Regions from separate parts of the Mus musculus genome. Here all the other regions are linked to region 1. A link is a loop called in an ENCODE intact Hi-C map of the cell type or tissue named here. Cell type or tissue: heart. All regions are shown on one strand.

The links. Hi-C counts contacts between places; a loop is a spot of excess contacts. Peaks named below come from ENCODE experiments on the same cell type or tissue, not always from the same donor. Only the 100,000 strongest peaks of a DNase experiment are listed, where the experiment ranks them.
Region 2: a loop joins it to region 1, with 3 times the contacts of the local background. A loop is called at or near these places in 6 of 42 quality-filtered maps.
Region 3: it touches region 1 in a loop (2.5-fold over the local background); 16 of 42 quality-filtered maps call a loop at or near these places.

Annotation. Positions count from the first base shown.
Region 1 is chr7:101,902,614-101,910,613 of GRCm38, reverse strand. Tomt (transmembrane O-methyltransferase) reads left to right here and starts at 4,255. Exons shown (of 4, transcript NM_001081679.1): 1 at 4,255-4,315. It overlaps Lamtor1 (late endosomal/lysosomal adaptor, MAPK and MTOR activator 1), which reads right to left and starts at 4,777. Exons shown (of 5, transcript NM_025605.3): 1 at 4,574-4,777; 2 at 805-950; 3 at 508-585; 4 at 68-194. The coding sequence starts at 4,615. In heart, CTCF peaks have their summits at 4,555 and 7,547 (motif pointing right); DNase peaks (open chromatin) are centred at 233, 2,073, 3,673 and 4,783; H3K4me3 peaks cover 1,896 bases; H3K27ac peaks cover 2,925 bases.
Region 2 is chr7:101,966,913-101,974,912 of GRCm38, reverse strand. It overlaps Numa1 (nuclear mitotic apparatus protein 1), which reads right to left and starts at 5,070. Exons shown (of 25, transcript NM_133947.3): 1 at 4,944-5,070. In heart, CTCF peaks have their summits at 116, 3,779 (motif pointing left) and 4,698; DNase peaks (open chromatin) are centred at 3,622, 3,882, 4,272, 4,742 and 1 weaker place; H3K4me3 peaks cover 2,799 bases; H3K27ac peaks cover 3,502 bases.
Region 3 is chr7:102,061,282-102,069,281 of GRCm38, reverse strand. It overlaps Rnf121 (ring finger protein 121), which reads left to right and starts at 4,117. Exons shown (of 9, transcript NM_029211.3): 1 at 4,117-4,216. The coding sequence starts at 4,154. It overlaps Xntrpc (Xndc1-transient receptor potential cation channel, subfamily C, member 2 readthrough), which reads right to left and starts at 3,791. Exons shown (of 22, transcript NR_104582.1): 1 at 3,478-3,791. It overlaps Xndc1 (Xrcc1 N-terminal domain containing 1), which reads right to left and starts at 3,791. Exons shown (of 11, transcript NM_001286689.1): 1 at 3,478-3,791. In heart, no CTCF peak of the experiment used is centred here; DNase peaks (open chromatin) are centred at 3,541 and 4,081; H3K4me3 peaks cover 3,133 bases; H3K27ac peaks cover 2,265 bases.

The sequences.
Region 1 (8,000 bases):
ACCCACCCACCCTCCACCCCTGGGAAGCCATGTGGGAAGTGGTAGGGGACCAGCCAGGAGTGCTCACCTGCTGCAAGTCAGAGAAGGGGATAGGCTCACTGGCCAGCACTTGGTGGGGCTGGCTGGTGAGAGATGGCAACGGTGGCAGCTTCTTCCAATGGGTCAGACTGCTGCTAAGCACAGCCAAGCGGGTACTGGCCAAGAGGGAGGAGACAGGGAAGGACAATTAGGCCAAAGCTTGCCCTGTCCTGCCCAGGCCAGCCTCACTCCCTCAGGCCAAGGGATCATGGTGACAGGGTACAGTTCATTCCAAACTCACTCTGGCTGTACTCCTTTGACCTGATCACCCTGGATCAAACACATTGGGCAAACTGGGCCGACTTGAATGCCTGAGGCACTTAAGTGATCTGTAGCTAGTTTTCTGGGCTCCACCCAAATGAAGAGCCTGGACTGGAGAGCAAACTCCCGAGCTAGAGAAGGATGTCTAGGCAGCTGGCCCATGCTTACCTGTACTGCCTTGCCCGGTCCATGTACTCATGCTGTTCCATGCCCTGGGAGTCTGCGGCAGACACATCAATGATGTTGCTTTGAAAAGGAGAGACAGAGAAGACATGACAGGTGCTTTAGATGGTCACAGACGAGAAGCAGTGCTAGGTGCGAATCCCAAGGCCTTCTGACACTAGTACTCAGCCAGCCCACCGTAACAAGGCAGAACCCAGTGACATCGCTCCCTAATGACCTTGTCCCATCCTCTATGTTCCAAACTTGGCTGCCTGTGTCCCAGCCTGGTCCTGTGACACTCACCTAGCTGTCTTGGCAAGGATGGAGGAAAGCAGGGCCTGCTCATCTGTGCGAGCTGAAGGTAGGCTATGGTAGTTGGGCTCGGCTCCATTGAGGGCTTTGGTAGGGGTGCTACTGGGGTCCAGCAGCAGCTTCCTCTCCTCCCGATCCTAGGAGGGGCCAGTAGAGAAAAGTCAGCCCCAGGGCCTTAAGTCTAATCTTCCTTTCATTTCAAAGGTTCTGACATACTAAAACTACTTTTATGAGCATGACTCCAAGTGTCCAGGTAGATGCAGAGTCAGAAAACATTCACTCTCAGACTGGCCCAGTTGGTGGTCTAGGATGAACCTAGAGAACCTAAAAAACATTCAGAGGGGAGCAAAGCAACACTGACATTCCTGGAGCCTCAGTAACTGGTCAACCCCTTCTGGACAAAGGCTATTGGAACTGACTGAAAGTTGGAGAAGGCGGGAAAATATCAAAGTAAGGTTCTAGAGGAGAAATCAATGCAAGTCAAAAGCCCAAGAACAGCCTTCCTGGTTCCCCGGGGAAAGTACTGCCCAGCAAAGATGTCTACCCACAACATAAGGCCCTAGCATGGCCAGATAAGTCCCTGGACTGCAAGGAAGCAGGCCAGTTGTACGCTGCCATTCCTCGCTTTATCTTAGTGCAGAAACTCCAAGCCCACAGCCGAGATACAGTCACCAATGTCCTCTCTCCCCCCCCTTTCTCTCCAGGATCTTTGTACACACATGCACACAAAGCACAGTCCTCCCATGTTCCCCAGGCTGCGAGGGTACTATAGAACCCAGCTGGCCTGGTACTCGCCAGGGTCGGGCCTCTACCTCCTGATTTGCTGACCTGAGAGAACAGTGGAGCTCTTCCTCCCAGACAAACTACACTCTCCCTGACCCAGTCAGCCCAGTCTCCAGCAACCCTGCTTACTAACCTCCACAGACAACCTCAAACACCAGAACCAATTTAGAATTAAACCAAAACTACATCTCCTAACATTGGACTTTCCTTGTCCTGGTTCAGACCTTGTTCTAATCTACTGCCTTAAGTCCATCAGTAGAGACCCCTGCTGGCTGTGTCAGCTGCAATCTGGATAAGCAGACCTGATTCAAGTCTATTTGGGCCCTAGAAGGCTCGGGACATGGCAACTTCTGAAGGAGTATAGTGTGTAGAAGGAGAGGAATGCTGGCCAGTGCTGACCCATCAACTTCCAGTGGCCGCCAGCCAGTCTCAGCAGTCCTCCTGGGCTGTCTCAGTTCCCACCAGCTTCCCAGTTACAGGAGCCAGCTCTCCTGCTCACAACTCTCCCTATGATGGCTACTTCCTCCTGCCTGGCCTGCCCCACCCCAGACAGGCTCAGCCTTTCCACTTTGCTCTTCCTCCTCAGAACTACATTGCCCAAATGTCCTCAAACCACTCGACCCAGTTCACCACGACAGAAGGAAACATCTACGGTCTTCTGCCTCAGGTTCCTGGACAATCTATCTTTCTCCTTCCTCAGTATCAATAGGCTAGACAGATAAAAGGTTTACCAAAGGTGAAAGGGTCTCTAAGGGAAGCTGGTGGTCACAAGGAGTCCCCCACGGCTGCTGCCGGTCCTTTCCCCAGCACTGCTCCTGACAAATATTCCTTCAGGATAGGGCCGTGTCATCCCCAACCCCACCGGGAAAAAGTTAATGACATCACCTGACACCCACAGAATGAGTGATACATGGGGTAGGTTTCTTACATCAAGGTTTGCTTCCTAAGCCAATACAACCTGAGTCAAGATTTCATTATTGACTTTAGCAGACCTAAGGTGTCTGCCCACCACTACCTCAGAGCCTGTCCCAGTATATAAGGTATGTGTCTTGTTCTTAGAACACCATGACTAGAGTACTTTTTTTGTTGTTTTTGTTTTTTGTTTTTCGAAACAGGGTTTCTCTGTGTAGCCCTGGCTGTCCTGGAACTCACTTTGTAGACCAGGCTGGCCTCAAACTCAGAAATCCACCTGCCTCTGCTTCCCGAGTGCTGGGATTAAAGGCGTGCGCCACCACGCCCGGCGTGGCTAGAGTACTTCTAACATTAGCTAAATTGCTTCAATCCTCCTAACTTTTCCCTCACCTTTAAACATTTTACAGGTAACTAGCAGGAGTCAAATGAAGCAATCGTAGGCGGCCTCTGAAGACCTATTGCTTATACATTTTTCTTTTTGAGACAGACAGGCCCTGAACTTACTGTGTAGCCAGACAGACCACAAACTTGAGGCAGTTCTGTGTCAGCCTCCTAAGTACTGGGACTCACTCTCTTAGGTGTAAGGTAATTCTTACACTTCTAATACAGGGACAGGCAATGCTGAAGAGGGCCTACCTAAAGAGGGACTGGGGATATGACCCTGGGGTTTGATCTCTACGACTGCATAAAACTGGACATAGTGAGTGACATATGCCTAGGATCCCAGCACTCAGGGAGAAGCAGAACCAGAAATTCAAGGTCATCCTCAACTGTATGGCAGGTCTGCAGCCAGTCTGGGCTTCAGGAGACCTTTTTAAAAACAAACCAAACCAGCCAGAAATGAGAATCTGTAAAGAGGAAGGTGGAATTTTAGCTTTCCCTCCATAACTCTGCTGTTAGGCAGGGATATCTGCCTTCTTCTTCCTTTTCTGTTGTTTTGTGGTGGGTTCCTATTTTTGCAGTTCTAGCCTTTAGCATGACAGAATGAAGTGAAAGTTACGGCCACAGGCATGTCAAACTCAGGTCAAGCAATGAATGAGGTTCAGGAAGCACTCACCCCGACACAAATCACATTCTCCTGAACTGCAGGGTTCACTGGGGGGAAGAACACCTTCCCAAGTACAGCGACACCACTTATGTCTCTGACTGTATCCTCCACTAGACCGGGTGAAACTGTTCTCTGTGGCACGGTGCCTACTGTGTGTAGACATCAGGGCTCAGGCTTCGAGGCAGCTGTTAAGAGGAATGGCCAGGGGGCTGACACCCAGCCTTGCAAAAGTCTTCCCCTCCTCAAAAGCGTCTAGGCAGGGAAGGGACTGTAGTAGAGAGGAATGAGATGCACCAAGGGGAAGATGGAAATTTAAAAACAAGACACTGAAGTCTCTCCAAGTCGATGCTTTCTCGAAAAGAGTAAGATCTACAATCACATTCTTCAGAGAGGAACTCTCTAGCTCGAGGAACCCTCAGGCACCAGGCAGGGAACAGCAAACCAAACTCATAAATCAAATCCCCTTTCCTCTATATCGGTCAAAGCAAACTCTATTGCTCCCCAACGTCCCGATGTCTTCGCTCTATTAATTCTTCACTGGCCAACTCAAATGACAGTAACTTGGTGTCAACTTTTGACACCAAGCCAACAGTGGCAGAACAGTTGACAGAACACACAGAAATTCCTGATTTATCTCGGGAGACTGAGAGCCTCAAATTACCTATCTCTACAATGGGTCCACTAAGCCAAGCTGCAGTGAAGACAGAGGAATCTGTGAGCGCGAATGTTTCCCGAGAACCCAGTCTGAGGATTCGAGTGGTGAGATACGAGGGGACTGGAGAGTGGAAGGGGAGGGGCCGAGTCAGGCGGCGACCGCCGCAACCCTAGGCAGAAGTAAGACTAGGATCTTTAAGAGGGTAGGAGCCCGGCTGGCCGTCCTCTCTGTAATCTGTCCCCTCCAGGCCTCCGTACTCGGTGAGCCTGCAGTCCGGCTCCCCGCCACTGCGGGCTTTATTCTGGGCCCCGAGCCCCGCGGTCGTAGCCCACAGTCCCAAACCCCGTCCGCCGCTGTCGCACCTGGTCCGAGTCCTCGTTTTCGCTGCTATAGCAGCACCCCATGGCGGGGTCGGGCCGGGCGCTCAGGCGGCGCCGAGGAGGGACGGCGTCCGTCAGGAGCCTTTCCGGTCACATGACCCGCGGCTGCCTCTCGCTCCCCTCCCCCTCGCCTAGCCTGTCCTAAAGCCGCTCCGGCGCCACAGCCAAATCTTGCCTTCCGGTCCCGCCTCGCCGCGTGACAATCGCCAACCAATGGAAAAGTGCGTCCTACGTGAGCGGACCCGCGGCACGTGATAGGAAGGCAGGCGGGGCGAGTCACATGATTTTGTTGTCCTAGTCTCTAACTCCGAATCCTTGCGTCCCTTAGCTTTAGTGGCCAGTGCAGTGCGACGAGTTGTGTGGTCACATGGTGTCAGGGCCACCTTTGTGGGCCCAGTGCTATATCAAGATAAATTCTTAAGTGCCATGCAAGTGGCGAGTAGCGTACTGGAGGGAGATGTACTTCACTCAGAACTCTTTGCTAGTTTCTTTGTCCTTTATGTGTGCGAGAGAGACCAAGGTCTCACTACGTAGCCCTCACTGACCTGGAATTTGCTGTGTAGCCCAGGCTGAACTCGAATTCAGAGAGCCACTTACCTCTGCCTTACCAGTATTAAACGCATATGTATTTTTATTTTGAGTATGTGAGTGTGGAGGTCACAGAATAACTTCTAAGAGTTGGTTGTATCTTTCCACCATGAGGGTCGTAGGAATTGTTAGATTGGCAAACTTTGGGGCAGGCACAGTTTAGCCATCTCTCTACTCAAGTATTTGGCAGTTTCTTGACTAAGGTGAATTCTGCCTGAGTAGGCAGATGGCAGACACTTCTCTTTCCAAATCAGGGATTAGAGTATTCAAAGTCTCAATACAAACTTTTCTTCCTGATTGCCTTTTCTGATTCTCTTCTGAGCACTTCTCTTTACTTAATCTGGTGCCACTCACTTATTAACAAATCATAGGGCTAGAGACAACGCAGTGATTAAGAGCACTGGCTGCTGCTCCCCCAGAAGGCCCAAGTTCAATTCCCAGCACCTACATGGTGACTTACAATCATATATAGCTCCAGACCCAGGAGAAACAATGCCCCTTCTGGCCTCTGGCAGCAGGCAAGTACACACACACAGTGCACAGACACATACGTGCAGACCAAACACTCATACACATAAACTTAATTTAAAAGACATACCCCAGGGCTGGAGAGATGGCTCATCGGATGAGAGCTCTGACTGCTCTTCTGGAGGTCCTGAGTTCAAATCCCAGGAACCACATGGTGGCTCACAACCATCTGTAACAAGATCTGATGCCCTCTTATGGTGTGTCTGAAGACAACTACAATGTAGTTACATAAAATAAATAAATGAAATCTTAAAAAAAATTAAAAAAAAAAAGACATACCCCAGGGCTGGAGAGATGGCCCAGTGGTTAAGAGCACCGACTGCTCTTCCGAAGGTCCTGAGTTCAAATCCCAGCAACCACATGGTGGCTCACAACCATCCATAATGAGATCTGACACCCTCTTCTGGTGCATTTGAAGACAGCTACAGTGCACTTAGATATAATAAATAAATCTTAAAAAAATACATACCCCAAATATTTATTGTCTATAGTGTGCCACTCTAGTGTTCAGTTTGGATAGGTAGCTGGGCAGAAAACAGCCCAAGATCCAGACCATGGAATCCCTAGTCAGGTGGTCAGTGTATTCTATAGTTGTGTTTTTTAGTTCATTTCTTCTACCACATGTGAGTAACTGAGAGACAAGGACAGAGTCTGACTTTACTCTGTAACTGATACCCTAACACTTACTTACAGAAAACTTGGGGAGCTGGGCATGGTGGCGCAGGCCTTTAATCCCAGCACTTGGGAGGCAGAGGCAGGCGGATTTCTGAGTTCGAGGCCAGCCTGGTCTATAAAATGAGTTCCAAGACAGCCAGGGCTATAGAGAGAAACCCTGTCTCAAAAAACAAAACAAACAAACAAACAACCCAGAAAACTTGGGTTTTGAATTCAGTAAATAATTTTCAATTACTTTGGTTTACACCATGCCGCATGTCCTGATCCCAAGGGGTTAGAAAAGTCACCTAGTAATATTTATTAATTCTTCAGATTAAGACCCTAGAGTTCTGCTAAGTTTCTCAAAGGCCTGAGAAATAGGAGGCAGCTGAAGTTTGGTAACCTGAACTGCAGGTCTCAGGTAACAACAGCCTCAACATCAATAATTGAAATCAGGTCCAGCCTCCATCCTTGGGGTTAGTCCTCTGAAGGACTCCCATTCCGGTACCTGGTCTTTCTTAGGAGCCTTCAGCTCAGGTAAGCAGGGCCTTGTGGGTTCTCAGGTACATCAATTCATGCCCACATCACAAATGCTTCACATTCCTTCATACAATCTAGATTTTAACAGACACCCCTCTTCCAACCAAGGGTCTTGCAAAAATAGCCTATCAGGCTCCGATCTAAGGGGAGGAGCAGGGGGGGAAAGAACAGCTATCCCCTATAGGTGGTCCTGGAGAAGAAAGCTGAATGGTGAGAATGTGTGGTGTGTGCATGTACATATTTGCACTTACAGAGAATTCTCTTTGGAGGGGGATACAAATATAAAAATACAGGACTGGAGAAAATACACAGGACCAGGGAGGACCCACACCTCCAGGGAAGAGCAAACAGAAAATCCTTGGATAGAAAAAACAAACACTCCACTCTAACATGGTATAGAGGGTGGATTTATTTTTGAGATAGGGTCTCAAATGTAGTACAGGTTGGCTTCAAACTTTGGATCTCCTACCTTGGCCTTCCTCATGATGGGATTACAAGTGTACACCAAAATACCATAGATAGTATTTTCTTTAATTTTTAAATGATATTATTTATTTCTATTATATATGTATGGGTGCTTTGCCCAAATGTACTGAATGTACTTCTATACACTATGTACATACAGTGCCCACAGAAACCACAAGAGGGCACTGGATCCCCTGGGCCTGGAGTTACAGACAGTTGTGAGCAACCAGTTGTGGGTGCTGAGAATCAAACCCAGGACCTTTGGAAGAGCAGCCAGTACTCTTAACCACTAAGCCATCTGCCAAATGTTTTGTTTGTTTGCTGTTTGCTGTTAGAATTTATGAGTGTTTTGCTTATATTCATGTTTACTTGTGTGAGCCCCTGGAGGTCAGAAGAGGGGGTTGGATCTTCTGGAACTGAGGATACAGCTAGATGGTTGTGAACTAACATGAGTACTGGGAACAAACCTAGGTCCTCTGCAAGAGTGACAAGTTCTCTTAACCACTGAGCCATCTCTCCAGCTGCAGGCGTAGTGTTTTAAATTGCTTCTTACTGTGACAAAGTGCAGTGAGAATGTGAATGGGTTTCACAACAAAGCTGTTCTCTTTTGCTTCCCATAATGGATCAGAGGAGT
Region 2 (8,000 bases), 64 kb before region 1:
GAAACGTCTGAAAGATCTTGTCATTAAGGATCACAAAGAGCACTTCCTCAAGACACCAGAGTGCAGCTTTAGGAAGCATAGCCACTGGCTGGTAATGATGGCTTCTCTGAGTAACAATGATTGAAACCAGTGGCAGATAGTGCTCAGCACTGGAACTACAGCTTTAAGCAGACTTCAGCGCAGCAGCCAAGGGCTCTCAGCCAAAGCACCATCCTCTCCACCCTCCCCCTGAAATTTGAGGCAGGCCCCACCCAGAAGACTGGGTGATGGTGATGGAAACACGGATTCCCTGCAATTGTAGCCTTCTGTGAGCCATTTCACAGAAGGCTTAGACCCACCCCAACTCACTCTGACCACAAGGACAACAAAATCCAGATGGTACTGCAGGACCCTGAACCTTAGAGTTCCCACATACCTGGTTCTTTGAAAATGAAATGTAACCACAATCCAAAAATGAGGCTTCCCAAAAGCTGATAAAGTACCCTTTCTTTTCCCCATTCCAAGGAACACAGAGAAAAGCAGTGACCTTGCATATTTATTGTCCCTTCTGTCCTCTTTATACTTTCCAAGCTGCCATACATAGTTCCCTGTATCATGACTAATTTCCACACTTAGAAGATATCTTCTATAAGCTGGGTGGTGGTGGTGCACAACTTTAATCCCAGCAGTCAGGAGGCAGAAGCAGGGGGATCTCTGTAAATCAGAGGCCAGACTGGTCTACAGACTGAGTTCTAGGACAACTAGGGTTCTACAGAAAAACTTTTGTCTTGAAAAACAAAAGAAGGAAAGAATGAAGGAAGGAAGTCCTCTATGTTTCCACAAAAGATGTGTCAGGACAAGGAGAGTGACATCAAGAAATACGCTGCCATCTGGTCTGCACGCTCTGGATCTGAAGGAGTTAAAGACTAGCCACAGTTTCCTATAAGGGCTGAGACTAATGTAAACCACCTGCTAGATGCAAGAACCAGACCAGAGAGGGGTCAGGTTGCTCAGCTCTGGAGGTCTCTTCTGAAAACAATTGTGGTTTTTGGTGATATGCCAGAGGGTCTGTGAGGCAGCCCAACTCCTTCCTCCCATGTGCCATCCCTTAGTCTGGGCTTCAGCTCCTTCTTAACGGCTACCTGCCTGAACACCACCACCTCACCTCAAGATAACACCAAAGTGAACTTTGGTCTTGGCTACTGACCTGTTCAAGTTCTCAACTTAGGAGCCCCTGCCAGCACTGACCCTCGTTCTTTTACTGTTCCTACTCCCAGAATGTTAGGGCCACAGGCTTCCACCTCAAGGTGTCATTCCTCAAACCCACCAGGCTCCAACTCCAAAGTTCCAAAGGCTTAGAGACTCACAGGTAAGAAAATGGCTGCAGCATCTGTACACCTGAGTTCAGGCAAAACCTAACTATCAGTTACCCTGCTATAAAAATTCCAGGCTCCAGCACCACTCCCTAAAATAGATACCCTCTCCTTCACCTGAGCAACTTGTGCGCTGTTGGACTGAACACTGATGTTGGGAGTTCCTCTGGGAGGAATACATCAAGAGACACAGGCAACTAACCTGTGACTTGGATCTTACCTGGTTTGCTACCTTAGAGGGCCCTGACAAAGGCCAAGCTACCTTGATAAAATGTTTATTCATTATACACGGGAGGTGGAGACAGGAGGATTGCTTGTACCCAGTCTTAACAACAACAATAGCAATAGCAAAGCCAGGTGTAGTGGTCCATACCCTCAGAAAGCAGAGGCAGGCGCATCTTTGTGAGTGTAAAGCCAGCTTGGTCCACATACCAAGTTCCAGGCCAGTCAGGGTGACATAGGAAAATCACTTCTCAAAAAAACAAAACCAAACAAACAAATTAAAAGGGGGGGGGGGCTGGAGAGATGGCTCAGTTGTTAAGAGCACTGACTGCTCTTCCAGGGGTTCAGAGTTCAATTCCCAGCAACCACATGGTAGCTCACAACCATCTGTAATGGGATCTGATGCCCTCTTATGGTGTGTCTGAAGAGAGCTACAGTGTACTCATTAAACAAACAACAAACAAAAACAGAGGAGCTGAAGGGGATTGCAACCCCATAGGAAGAATAACATCAGCTGGCCGGACCACCCAGTGTTCCCAGACATTAGATCAGGAACCAAGGAGTGCAGTGCACGGGCATGGAGTGCACACATGACTACAGATACTTATGTAGCAGAGGACCACCTTGCCTAACAGCAATGGGAGGGGAGGCCCTTGGTCCTGTGGAGGTTTGATGCCCCAGCTTAGGGGGATACTGAAGCAGCAGGGTGGGAGAGAGTGGGTGGGTGGGGGAGCACCCTCATGGAGGCAAAGGAGAGGGGGTACAGGATGGATGCAGGATGGAGAGATTTGTGGAGGGTAACAGGCAAGTGGGATATCATTTGAGATGTAAAGGAATAGAATGATTAATTAAAAAAGAAAGGAAATCAAAAAAAGAAAAAAGAAAAACAAACAAAAATTAAATCCCAAACAACAAAAGGAGCTGTCTTGCTGGTGTGTCCTCTGGCTAACAAAGGGGCTGAGTTGTTTTGAGATGGTTTTCCTTTAGTTTTTTTCAAGACAGGTGTTCTCTGTGTAAACCTGACTATCCTAGAACTTGCTCTGTAGACCAGACTGGGCTCCAATTCAGAGATCTGCCTGCTTCTGCCCCCCAAGTGCTGAGATTAAAGATGTGCACCACCACCATTCATACCAAAAGAAAAAAAGGGGGAAAAAAGGCCAAGAAAAGCATTATCTTTTCTCTATTATGGGGGAAAGCCCTGAGTAGGCTGTGTGGACAAGTCAATTGTTTCTCAGCATTTCTGCAATCAAAAGCAAATGAAGTTACTGGATGAATTCTCTACTTGCTCTAAGGCACTAACTTTCAGCTCAGGCCTCTCCCTCTGCACATACACCACTCTCTTTGTAACCTAGATTTCTGACTCAGAGTCCTGAGAATCTGGAAAGGAATGAAAAGACTTCAGGAAAACCCCACATTCCGTTGTTTCTTTAAAAAAAAAATCGTCCTTGGTGACTCCCACCTCTAGAGCACTTTGAAAGGCTGAGGCAGGAAGATGGCTCTGAGTTCTAGGGCAGGTAAGGCCACATAATCAAGAGGAGAAAAAGGGGAAAGAGGAGGAGGCAAAGAGTTTTTTAATGACCTAAAAGCCTCAGGAGGACTGAGAAGCCCCCAGAAGTAAGTAGGCCCATAACACCTAGGAACAGGGACGCTCCTGACAAGAAAGTCCAAACACCAACCCTTGAGTATTTACAGTTTTGAGACTGCAGAGTACAGATCTGCAGATGCAATCGCCAACCTTCAAAAGTTCCCTTTTCTGCCCTATAAAACCCCAAGCCCTTTGTATCTCTTCAGCCTCCACTCCCCAGAGAGCCTGCTGCCCTTCATTGTTCTAATTAAAGGACAATCTGCTTCTGTTGAGGTCAGTCTATTTTCACATTGCCGGGCTTAATCAGAGCTAACAGTACTGACACCTAGTCCTTTCCCCCATATTCGTAAGGTCATGATCGGAAAAATGTTAGCAGAAAAGTTGCAATCATGAACTAGACTGCGGCCTACAGGCAGATACTGTGTGAAGTGCCTGCGCAAGCGCACATACACAGCCCTCTGGGGCAGTTCATCAGCACCTATCCCCAACCACTACATTCACACACTCAGATCCCTGGCAGCTGACAAAAATAAAAAATAAAAAAAGACACGTTTTCATTGTCCAACACCGCAAAAACATCTAGGACCACACAAGGAAACAGGGAAGCCCTCTACTGGGCCGTCTCTATAGCTCTAGGACAGGCGCACACATTACTCCCTCCAAACAAAAACACGCTGACATCTATGAGGGGAAAGAAAGGCGCCAACTCCCGGATGTTGGCAAGCTCTGCGCAGGGCCAGCGCCTGTTTCTCAGTGTTTACTTGCTCTCCCTTTCCTCTCCCTCCCCTCTAAGGATGGCGCAGCAAAGGGAGGTGAGGGGGATGAACCACCCCACCCTCTCGTCCATTTTTTTGAAAAAACAAAACAAAACAAAACTAACCCGAGAAAGAGTGAGGGAGAAAAAGTCTTAGTGCTGGGGGCCTTACCGGACTCCTAAAGCCAAACGTATCTACAGGTTTTAATCCGCCATTAGCATTTAAATCTTGAAAGGACAGGGGTAGGGGGGGGCAGTGGAAAGTAACCCCACACACAAAAGAAAAGTTGTTGGGTTTCTTCTCAGTCGGCCAGGCAGAAGCAATCTTCCTGGCTGACAGCCAGAAGTGCGTCACAGCCAGGAGTCTGCTTTCTTTAAAGGCACAGCGAGCTTCCGCGCGGTCTGGGAGCAACAGCGAAGCCAAGAGCTCGGGGGGGGGGGACGGGGGGGGGACGACGCCTACCAGGAGGACCCAGGTGAAGCCTGCCCGTGCCCTAAAAACTGAGCAGGACGTGCGGGGGCGGGGAGAGTGGCTAGGGCGCAAGCCCGCAGGCTCCATTGCTGAAGGGAGAGCACGCGCAGCAAGGGCTGGAGGCTGTGGCGTAAACACACAAAAACGCACCCGCGGTGGCCGGCCTCACCAACCTGAGATGGCCAGGACACTCCCCCTTCGCTGCTTTCCAGCAGGGCTTAAGGCAGTAGCAGTGACGGCCTGTCCACCTCCGAGACCAGCCCTATCGGGCAGGCCCAGAGCCGCCGAACCCACGGCCAGCCCCTGGCGGGAAAGGCGCCCGGCGCAGAGGAAGCCTGGGAGCCGAGCGCAGGGGAGCCGCACGGCGCAGGCCTTGTACAGGGGCAGCTTCCTGCGGCGCGGCGAGGGGGGCGTGTCTGCAGGCGCACGGCCGCCCGCCGGCTCCCCGCCACACAAAGCGCAGGCCTCCTCAGAGCGCCCTGCCTGCCCGCCCGCCTGCCCGCCCTAGGACTTGGCCACCCTAGCCTGTTCTCCGCAGGGAATCTCTTCAGCCCCTACCTTCTGCGTAGCAAGGCCAAGATGCCATGCTGTGTGCCTGCTCCTCCCACTCCTCCACCCAAACGAGCGGCCCAGGCAGTTTCTAGCCGCGGAGCGTAGGCCTCGCTCTTCTGTCCCGATAGCTGCGCTATTGTTGACTGGAATGGCCGCCAAAATCCCAGCTGTGCTGCCAGAACCTAATCCGCTGTTCCTGTGGGCATTTGTGGGGAGGGGCCGAGGGGCCAAGGCACAGTTCTGAGTATGGCAGGCGCTGGCTAGAGCCCTCAACAGGCACAGGGACTCATCATCCTCAGAGTCTGCTGCAACTATATGACTAAAAGAAATGTCACACTCAGACAAGATCTCGACAGCGTTGCCACCCACTGGACACCTCCTGGGATAGTTAAAGGAATTCCCTCACTTTACAACTAGAAACATTTAATGAAGTATGTGTAATGTATTGCTATTAAATATTGTTAATACCCATACAAGAATTATACCCAACGTCTGAGCTAGGGTTACAATTCCACAGATCAGAAGTGACTACAAGTTTTATCCCAAGATGGTACATGTTAACTCATATAAAAGATGTAAGGAAACTAACCAGTTTAGATGAGGGAAGGATTAGAAAACTGAAGTAATATTTTAATCTGGATCTTCAAGCACAAAATCAAATTTTTCCTCTCGGGAAAGGGAGAAGAAAGCAGAAAGGTGTGGTAGCAGTGAGAGACCAGGTGTCAAAGGTGAACTGAGGTCAGAATTGGGAAATCTTGAACTTCAAGGATTCAAATAAAGGATCTGGGATGGTTTTAACAGAGAGCTGTGGTATGAGCCAGATTAACCTGACAAAATGGTTCTCTGGCAGCAAGGTGAGCTAGGAGGCTACCCAATAGATAGGAAGGTGTTGAGGACACGGATGGTAGAGAATAGTTAAAAGAGGAATGAGAAGCATTGAGGAGAAAGAAGCTGACAAAAAGCAGGAGACTCAAAGCCACCATGGTGCTGTGTGCTTACAGTCCTGGCAAGTGGGAGGTTGGAGCAGAAGGCCAGCCTGATCCACTCACTACTAGAGTTCCAGCCCAGCCAAGGCAGAGTAACAGCCTATCTCAAACAAGACAAAACTAGGAGGAGCAACTGTACCGGGAAGAAAGTACATGGCATATGTGAATCACATGTGAGGAGGAGATGGGGGTCTGAAGAAGAAACAGGATATAATAGATAGTAGCTAATGCTTACTAAGAACCTACTAACATGCCTCAAACCATCCTACTGACCTATTGGGCATCATTTCATTAGGCTTCAACACCTCTTTATGAAGCAGGTAAATTACCACTCAACTTTAAGATGACTTTTTTAAAAAGACTTATTATTTATGTGAATACACTGTCACTGTCTTCAGACACACCAGAAGAGGGCACTGGATCCCATTACAGATGTGAGCCACCATGTGGTTGCTAGGAATTTAACTCAGGACCTCGGAAAGAGCAGTCAGGTGCTCTTAATCGCTGAGCCATCTCTCCAGCCCTACCACTCAACTGTAGACATGAGGAAGCTAAGCCACAAAGTGACTATCTTACATACATATCACAAATCACTTGCAGCTAACTACATAACCCTGGCAAGGATTCCTCAGATTCCTAGATGAAAGCATAGCCTCCTCTGCTTTAAGAGTACAAGCATGAACTCAGTAACATTCGCAAGGTGCCCAACACACTGACTTTTAGCACAGAAGGTGCTAGTGGATGCTTCACAAAGGTTGGTCTCTGTCACCAGGGTGTCCCAGCAGAAGGTTTACCAGTGCTAAAGAAGCTAGAGATATTCCTCCTGGAACAGGATGGTACCTTCAGTGTGACCGCCTTTTCCCCACCAGTTCCTCTCTCGGCTTTTACTTTATAGGCACACTTCAAATCTCAATCCCTCCAATATTAAACTGGTAACAGTAGTGGATTACTGGGGACAATCACTTGGGGACTTCCTACACTGTATGTATGTTTTTATGGTTGGATTTATTTTTTTATTATTTATTTACTTATTTTGGTTTTTTTGAGACAGGGTTTCTCTGTATAGCCCTGGCTGTCCTGGAACTCACTATGTAGACCAGGCTGGCCTCGAACTCAGAAATCCGCCTGCCTCTGCCTCCCAAGTGCTGGGATTAAAGGTGTGTGCCACCACACCCAGTGATTGGATTTATTTTTAATAACCATGTACAAAAAGACACAATGGCTCAGGAGATATGCATGATCTGGTCTGAAGACCTAGGATCTACATGGTAGACAAGAACTCACTCCCAACAGCTGTTCTCTGACACACACAAAAACATGATTTTAGTGTTTAAAAATTATGCTAATCATGTACAAAGCTCAAGAAATGGTTTTATATATATTTTTGTGAAAGTCTCTTTCATCTAGAATGACAACTCCTTAAGGACATACCCCAGTTCCCTCTCTATGATCAGCCATAGTCCCTAGCTTACTAAAGCTCATTAAATCTGTTCCACTGAACTACATTTGTATGGCAGCTTTCCAAACACAGTCTCTGGCTACTAAAAGAATGTGTGTGCTGAGTAGAGGGGATGAGGTGTTGGTGAGATCCATACCCAAGACTGCAGACACATTGCTCTCTCAAACCTACAGCCTGTTCTCACCATCCCTCTGTAGTCTGTACTTAGCAACTGCTATTAGCAGAAAGGACGGCTTCTATTCAAAGGACTACCACAAATACAAATGTTCACATTTTATGAAAAGAAATGGCAAAAATAGTTAAAGACTGGCACACCCTAAAATTGTATGGGATGAAAATAAGAGGGTTGCTAAACTGCCCACCAGTCTCTGCAGTTCCACTTGGTACTGTGAGTCCTGAAACTTCACAGTGAAGACAGAGTAGATACTGTATCTCTCCATCTTGCCCCTGCTCTAAACACAAGGTAACACGTTCCAGTTGAACCACTGCTGTAGAAGGCTTGAAATCTCCTCTAGAATTTCCCTGCCAAGTCCTTACACTTCGAGGCCAACTAACTTATGGGCTACCCAGGAAGTGTGGCTAGTTTCTCCACTTCTCTTTCTTCTCAACCAAGAAAGA
Region 3 (8,000 bases), 160 kb before region 1:
AATAAAAACAACAAACACAGGAGCCAGGTATAGCATCATGCACCTGTTATCCCAGCTACAGGAGAGGGTGAGGTGGACTTTGGGGCCATGTTGCAGGATATTTGATCACATTGTGAACCCGGAGATTGTGTTATTTACTAGGAAGGAAAAGCAGTTTCTAGTTGTGGTGTGCATGGCTCAGCCGTTAGCTTTAATATAAACAATGAAGGTAAAACTAGTTTGTAGAAGGAAGCACACGTGTTTGAAAGTGATGTCTAATTTAGAAGCTGACAAAATGACGAATCAGAGAAAGATTTGACAGAATAGGATATGCCCAACTCTCATGAGAACAGAGAGGAAAGAGTCACTACGTAAGAGGAAACAGTGCAAGCTAGGCGGTGGTGGTGCACGCCTTGATCCCAGCACTTGGGAGGCAGAGGCAGGGGGATTTCTGAGTTAGAGGCTAGCCTGGTCTACAGAGTGAGTTCCAGGACAGCCAGGGCTACACAGAGAAACCCTGTCTCAAAAACAAAACAAAACAAAACAAAACAAAAGAAGAGGGAACAGAGAGAGGGGGAGGAGGCAGTTTTATTGGAAGAGTTTTACAGAGTTAGGTTGAAGAGAGAACAAGCCAGAGAATGACAAGCCAGGAGATTAGAACAGATTGCTAGAGTTAGTTTAAAGCCAAGCAGGGCAATTCAGTGAGAAGTGGAAAGAAGCCAAATTGAACCAGTCAGCCTGGGGAGGAGTTTGAGCTAGGACAGCTGAGTTTAACCAGCCAGCCAGAGCTCAGAAAGAACGAGAAAAGATGAGCTTCTTACTCAGGAGTAAATAGCGGAGGCTGAAAATATTCTAGGCCCAGATAAGGGTTGTACAGATGCTAGAAGCTTCCAGGACGAAGCCTAGGTTAGCAGAGGGAGGTAGTAAGCCTCAGAGACAAGCACTACAGGAAAAAAAAAATATTTGTACAGGGCTAGCCTGGGCAACATAGGAAGAACTTATCCATAAATAAATAAGCACACATTTTCTTTCTTTCTTTCTTTCTTTCTTTCTTTCTTTCTTTCTTTCTTTCTTTCTTTCTTTCTTTCTTTCTTTTTTCTTTTGGTTTGTTGAGACAGGGTTTGTCTGTGTAGCCCTGGCTGTCCTGGAACTCACTCTGTAGACCAGGCTGTCCTTGAACTCAGAGATCCACCTGCCTCTGCCTCCCAAGTGCTGGGATTAAAGGCATGTGCCACCACTGGCCCGTTTCATCTGGGTATTTTAGTTGGTCTTTTGCTAAACTTTTTTGGGTTTGCTTTGTTTTGTTTTTGTTTTTTTGAGACACAATCTCACTTTGTAGCCCAGGCAAGTCTAGAACTTACTATGTGGCACAGGCTGATCCTGAACTCATGGCAACTCTGCTCAGTGTTGTGATTATAAGCGTGAGCCACCATACACAGCTCAGAAACGTTTTAGGAGTGCGCTCCTATGTACTCACAAGGCCCATGATGGCAGGTGCCCTCTCTCATTCTCCCCTTTGCTTTCTGAGTCAGGAGCTCCTGACTCTCACATAACCTAGCTCAAAGATTGGCTAGGAGGGCTTGCCAGCAAATCCCCCAGGACCTCCTCTCTCTACTTCCCAGTGTTGTTGAGGTTACAGGCACCACCACCTGCTGCTGTGCTTTTTTTTTTTTTTTAAATACTGTCTTGGCTAGAACTTAGAACTTGCTATGCAGCCCAGGTTGGCCCCTGCCTCCTGGATGCAGGATTAAAGGGTTTCATCACTACAGCCAGCCTCCTGGCATTTCTATGTGGGTGCTGGGGATCTGAATTCAGGCTCTGCACACACCAAAAAAACCATACTTCATTCACTCAATCAGCTCTCCAGACTAAAATTTTATTTATTAGGGCTTTTCAAGGCAGGGTTTCCCTGTAGAGCAGCTCTGATCGTCCTGGAACTGTAACTGTAAACCTGGAACTGTAAACCAGGTATCTAAACTCACAGCGAATCACCTAGCTCTACCTACCAAGTGCAGGGATTAAAGGAATGCCCCACCACGCTTGGACTAGGTTAAAACTTTAAATATCTGCAAAAACACAAGAAAGTAAATGAACTCTTATGTATTTATCATTCAGGTTCAATAATTCATTAGTAACAAGTGTTTAATGATATCTGAATGTCTTTAGGTAAGGGTCTCTCAAGATTCTTTTTTTTTAAAAGACACGATCTTGCTACATAGTCCTTGCTGACCTTGTATTTGCTATGTAACCCAAGCTAGCCGGTATTTTTTATTAAATTTATTTATTTATTTATTTTGGTTTTTTTCAAGACAGGGTTTCTCTGTGTAGTCCTGGCTGTCCTGGAACTCACTCTGTAGACCAGGCTGGCCTCGAACTCAGAAATCCGCCTGCCTCTGCCTCCCAAGTGCTGGGATTAAAGGTGTGCGCCACCATGCCTGGTTAAATTTATTTTTTACATTTATTTGTGTGTGGGTGGATGTGCAGGGGTCAGAAGAGAGCTTGCAGAGTCAGATTCTCCCTCCACCATACGAGTTCTGGAGACGGAATGCACGCCACTAGGCTTGGTAGCAACTGCCTTTTCCCACTGAGCCATCTTTTCTCCCCCCAACCCACCCCGAGGATTTATATTTTATGTGTAAGAATATTTTGCCTGCATGCACATATATGTACTACCTGTGTGCCTAGTGCTGGAGGAAGCCAGAAGAGGGTGTCAGATCTTCTGGAAATGGAGTTCCAAACGATTTTGAACTGTCACGTGAGTGTTGGGAACTCAACCTGGGTCTCCTGAAAAAGCTCTCTTAATCTTCGAGCCATACCTCCAGCTCCAACACTGAGCCATCTTGCTGGTCCCCAAGAAAGTATTTTTGAGATGAAGTTCTTACTGTGTTGTTTAGCCCAACCCTTAACTCCAGATCCTTCTGCCTCCCAAATGTTGGTATCTCAGGCATTATGCTCATGCCAGGGCTGTCTTGATCTAGTAATTTCGCCTCAGATCTGACTTTTTCTTCAATATCCTACTCATATAATTCCATGAATCCTAACTCATTTCTAGCCACAGTGGCTTTCCAATCTATCATCGCTTAAGTTTTCTTCCTATCTTCTCATGCTATTTCTTCTGCTTGGAATACTTGCTCTCTTTAAAACGTCACACACATGCTCGTCTTAATCAAAGCAACAGCTCCATTCTGCTAATTCTTACTTAATATTTAACAAGTGCCTCCCCAGTAACAACTATATGGTTATGTCTTGACAAGGTTGTGAGCTCCTGGAGAACAGGTTTTTTGTTTGACTCATTCTTACTTACATATCTAACGTAAAAGGAAGAAACACCCAGATGATTAGCAATTATCTGCTACTTACTGAGGTCCCATTTGATTCTTAAACGCTCAGATTCTGAGGCTTAAAACTCCGGAACCGGGTGCTCTGTTCGTTTTCTTGTTGGCCACCCTCCTCCCTTTCACTACTTCTCTCCAGATGACAAATCCCAACCCTTCTCACCCGAGTTCGTAAACTTTACGTCGTGGTAGCCTCAGCTCCGGAGCTCCGGATCTTATTCTCCCGCCAATTCCGTTCCGTGACCTCCGCCTTCTGGCCCCAAGCCTTTCTACTGTAGGAACGGGTTTTGAGTCCTACGGGAGCCGCTTTTTCTGAAAGACGACTTCCAAGAGGAAATACAGCAGTTACTACATCTAAAAACAAAATAACAAAACCCCGCGTGCGTGTATATATATATTTTTTCTTTTTTTTTTACACGCTCCAGTCCGCCCTTAGCGAGTGGGACTTAAATTTCCGGGTCGGACTCAGTGCAGCATGGGAAATGTAGTTCTTAGTGCACACGCGTCTCTGCTCGTGTCCTAAGCGAGGGAGTGTCGCGAAATTTGCGCATTCAGGGACTCTCCCTTTTCCTCTCCACAGTGCGGACTGGTGCCATGTTTACAATGAAATAGTTCAAGAACAACTTTTCGTTTTCCGAGAACGCTCTCCTGCTGAAGCTTGGCAGCGCACGAGTCGCCCCTTCTTAATTCCGAAGGAGCAGGTAGACGGTCTCTAGGTTCCTCACAGGCATCCGCCGGTCTTGCTGCTCCGCCCAGGCCGCGCCTCCGATTGGCTACAAGCGCTTGAGCGGCGGAAGCAGCTGGCTCGCGGGGGACCGGGGTGGGGGCCGGCCGTGAAGATGGCGGCAGTGGTGGAGGTGGAGGTTGGAGGAGGTGCTCTTGCGGAAAGGGAGCTAGATGAGGTAAGAGGAATTGAGAGACAAGAAAGGAAAGGCAGCTTGGAAGTGGAGGGAGAGGAAGTGAGGGATGGGAGCCGGAGGTCCTGGGAGAAACAGGAAAGATCTTGAGGAAAAGGGAGCTGACGGGGAGGCGGGTTTTCTGTGAGGGAAATCTGAGGGCTTCTGACTCAGGGACCCCGAGGCGTTCATGGTGAAGTAGGTTGGCAGTAGCTTTAAGGGTGGTGATGAAGGGCAGGGCAGAGGCTAGGGAGAGACGTTAAAGATTTTGAGGTAATTAAGACGGAGGTCCAAGGTAGGCTCTGGGGCTAAGAGGTAGCATTAATTGGAGGGGCGTGGACTTTTCTGTAAGGCAAGGCCGAGGCTTTCACTGTGGGAAAGGACTACCAGCTTGATGTGGAGGTTGGGGACACAATGCTAATATACTAGTATTACAGCTTTTAATTATAGGCAGGAACCATCTTATTCTTATATTTGAAGGTTTGTACATATCGCATGTTCAGTAAAGTTTTGGTCAACGAATGAATGAATGAATGAATGATTGTGAATGAATGAACAGTCATGTAGCAGAAACAGTCCATTTTGCTCACTGAACCAACATTTTTAGTTCTGTGACAAGACCTGGGTTAAGTGTTTGGAACTCAAGAGACCTTCCTCTTGTAAAGTCTACAGTGTCGTTATGGGATAAGAAGAGACATTGCATTATGTGTATTGTGGTTCCGAGAAGAGAGCCAGGGAAAGTTTTCCAGTTGTTGAATGGTTTTCTACTTCATATTCTTATTCTCGTTCATCCTCCCCGCCCCCTCCTCTCTCACCGGTCCCTTCAAGGTGAACTTGAAAAGGTATGAACCCTTTATCTACTAGGCGTTTAGCAATCTAGGTATTGAATTACTAGTGGTCCTTGAAGGAGACATTGAGCTTGAAAGAAATGAAAAGTCCTGGGCTCTGAAGGAAAGTACGAAGGTAAGCGATAAGGAGCAATCTGAGGCCAAGTGGTCAGTGGTAGTGTCGAGTTGCTTTGTGGTCTTCTGTGTGCCAGCGTATGGATAGAGATAACACCGGAGGACTAGGAGAGTGAGTAGTGATTGTCAGGGAGAGTCTCTTCCTATGTCTTTGATGTGGTTTAGATTGGTGAAGAGCCTGAGGCAAGGAGTAGGTTTAGGAATGACAGTTACTTGGTATGGTATGAGTCTAATTTGTTTTTGCTTTTGCTTTCTGGTTGGAATAAACTGAAAACACTAGACTAACAGGTAACAGGTGGCCTAGTTTCTCACTTGCCAGTTGTTAGAGACTAAAGGTGTTTGAATGGTGCTTGGTTAGAAAGGTGAAGTGGTTGTAGAAATAACTTTACAAGGCCCCTTTTAGCTTTAAGTCTCTGTGTTTACAGTTGGCAGCTATTAACTGAGGTATTTTGAATAATAAATAAGTTGCTGAAATTAAAATTTATGGTTGGTTAATTATGGCTCTTCACTGAGATGGTTTCATATGTAACTTAATTGAATATTTCTATCCCAGTCTAGCTTTTAAATGAATGAGACTTTGACTACGATTTATTTATTTAACTTTAGCACAATTACTGGGTAAATTACCCCTATCTAATTTTCTTTTTCTCTTTTTTTATTTTTTATTTTATTTTATTTTATTTATTTATTTATTTTTTTTGAGACAGGGTTTTTCTGTGTAGTCCTGGCTGTCCTGGAACTCACTCTGTAGACCAGGCTGGCCTCGAACTCAGAAATCCGCCTGCCTCTGCCTTCCAAGTGTTGGGATTAAAGACATGTGCCACCACTGCCTGGCCCTGTCTAGTTTTCTAATGGCTCGACTGGCTACATCCCCAACTCTGCTCCCCAAATACTTGCTGTTTGAGTCTTCCCGAAGGGTTATTTCAGCTCCAGCAATTTTGGGTTCATGTTCTTGGTCCGTCGTGGCTAGTGGAGACCTCCTCTTTCCTGTCTTCTCTCTCTCTCCTTTCTCCTCTTCATCCCTAGCTGTGACCTCTGCCTGGTAACTTAAACCCTGCCTCCTCCTATTTTCCCCAGTAATTGGCTAGCCCCAGTTTTATTTAGCCAATAGTTTTAAATTAGAGAGCAAGGTTTTCACAGCAAAGACTGGTGTACATGGGAATTTTCTCACTTTGAGGCAGCCAGATCTTGGGGTACAGAATTTAGTATTTGAATACATAGCAGCACCAGACCATTCATATATCTGACTTTTTGGAGACATGCTGTCACTGAACTCTGCCCTTTTTCTCTCCTTTTCTCTCTTGTGAGTGCTGGAGTTATATGAGTGTGCCACTGATGCCCGGCTACGTTTTGACTTTCTGCTTCTTAGTGTTTTAAGGATTTAAGTAATATTAGTTGGATGATACATATTTCAGTGTTAGGTCTACAGGTCAACTTTACATGAAGCCACTAACATCCATCCCAGAACCCTTGTTGCTTATTTTCCAAGAAAGAATATATCCTTGTTGTGAGGAAATTCTGTGTGAACTGGTTGTGTTCTTTTCCTTATGAGTTTAAAAAAGTAACTTGAGAAGCAGGAAGTTATCATGAAGCTCTAGAAAGAAGGATCTGACAGATCTCAGTTTGTGTGCCTTCTACCAGTGTCTCCTCTGTTTGTGCTCAAGCTTTCCCTAGTCAATGAATGATAAGGTGACCTATATCATTAATATGTAACTACGGGAGTTTACTGTATGTCATGCCTTGGGAATTCAAAGGTGAGTAAAACAGGATCTTTATCAGTTTACAGTCCAGTGGGTAGATATGCAAATAGGCCATTACAAAGCTAGTAAGTAAGTGTTGGGATGTTTGTGTTCTTGTGCCTGTGTGTGAGACAAGTGCAGTGAGGCACAAGAAACAACCCTAAAGTTGGTTACGGGAAGTCATGATAGAAATGGAAATAGCTGAAAGACTAAAGATTTAACCTACCATAAAAAGCTGTGATTTGCATGTAGATCAGTGTTGCTTTCTTCCTGAACTTTCTGCCTGCCTGACACCCCTTATTCTGGAGTCCAGGCTGGAAAAGAATAATGAGGAGCCTGGTTAAGATGGGCGTGATGCACTTTGGAAGAAGGCACATGCTGTGATTTATTCTTCAGAATATTATGTCTATATTTTCCAAAATCAGATGTCATTAGTACATGCGTAGTCTGGAATAGCAGTTCCATCTTTTGGTCTGGCTAATAACTTCTTCTGCCTTGGAGAGCAGGATAGAAAGATGGGCTTAGGGTAGAACTACCTGTGGAAACAGCACTGTTGATGGAATCTTTAAGACAGCTACCATTTAAGGTCTTTACCTTGGTTATCTCATTTATTACTTACAGAAGCCATGTGCTACTTTGTTAGATGCTACTTTGTCTTTTCTTTAAAAAGGATCGATTTTAATTCATGTGTATGTGTGCATGCATACAAATGTATGGGTATCTGTGGGGTCCAGAAGAAGGTGTCAGATCCCTTGGAGCTGGAGTTACACGTGGTTGTAAAGTACCCAATATGTGTGCTGGTCCTCTGCAAGAGCAATGTGTGCTCTTAGCCACTGAGCTATCTTTCTAACCCCAGCTCTGTTTTTACATTTTCTTTTGAGATAAGGTCTTGATAAGTTTCCTAGGTTGGTGTTATACTCAGAATCCTCTTGTCTCAGTTTCCCGAGCAGCTGGGATTACAAGCATGCACATCATGCCTGGCAAACTACCCCTTTTAAATTAAAAAAAAAAAAAATTCTTGAAGCAGTATAAATATCCTTGAGGATCATAATGAATGTCAATCAAGAGTGTTGTCTTTTATTAGTTTAC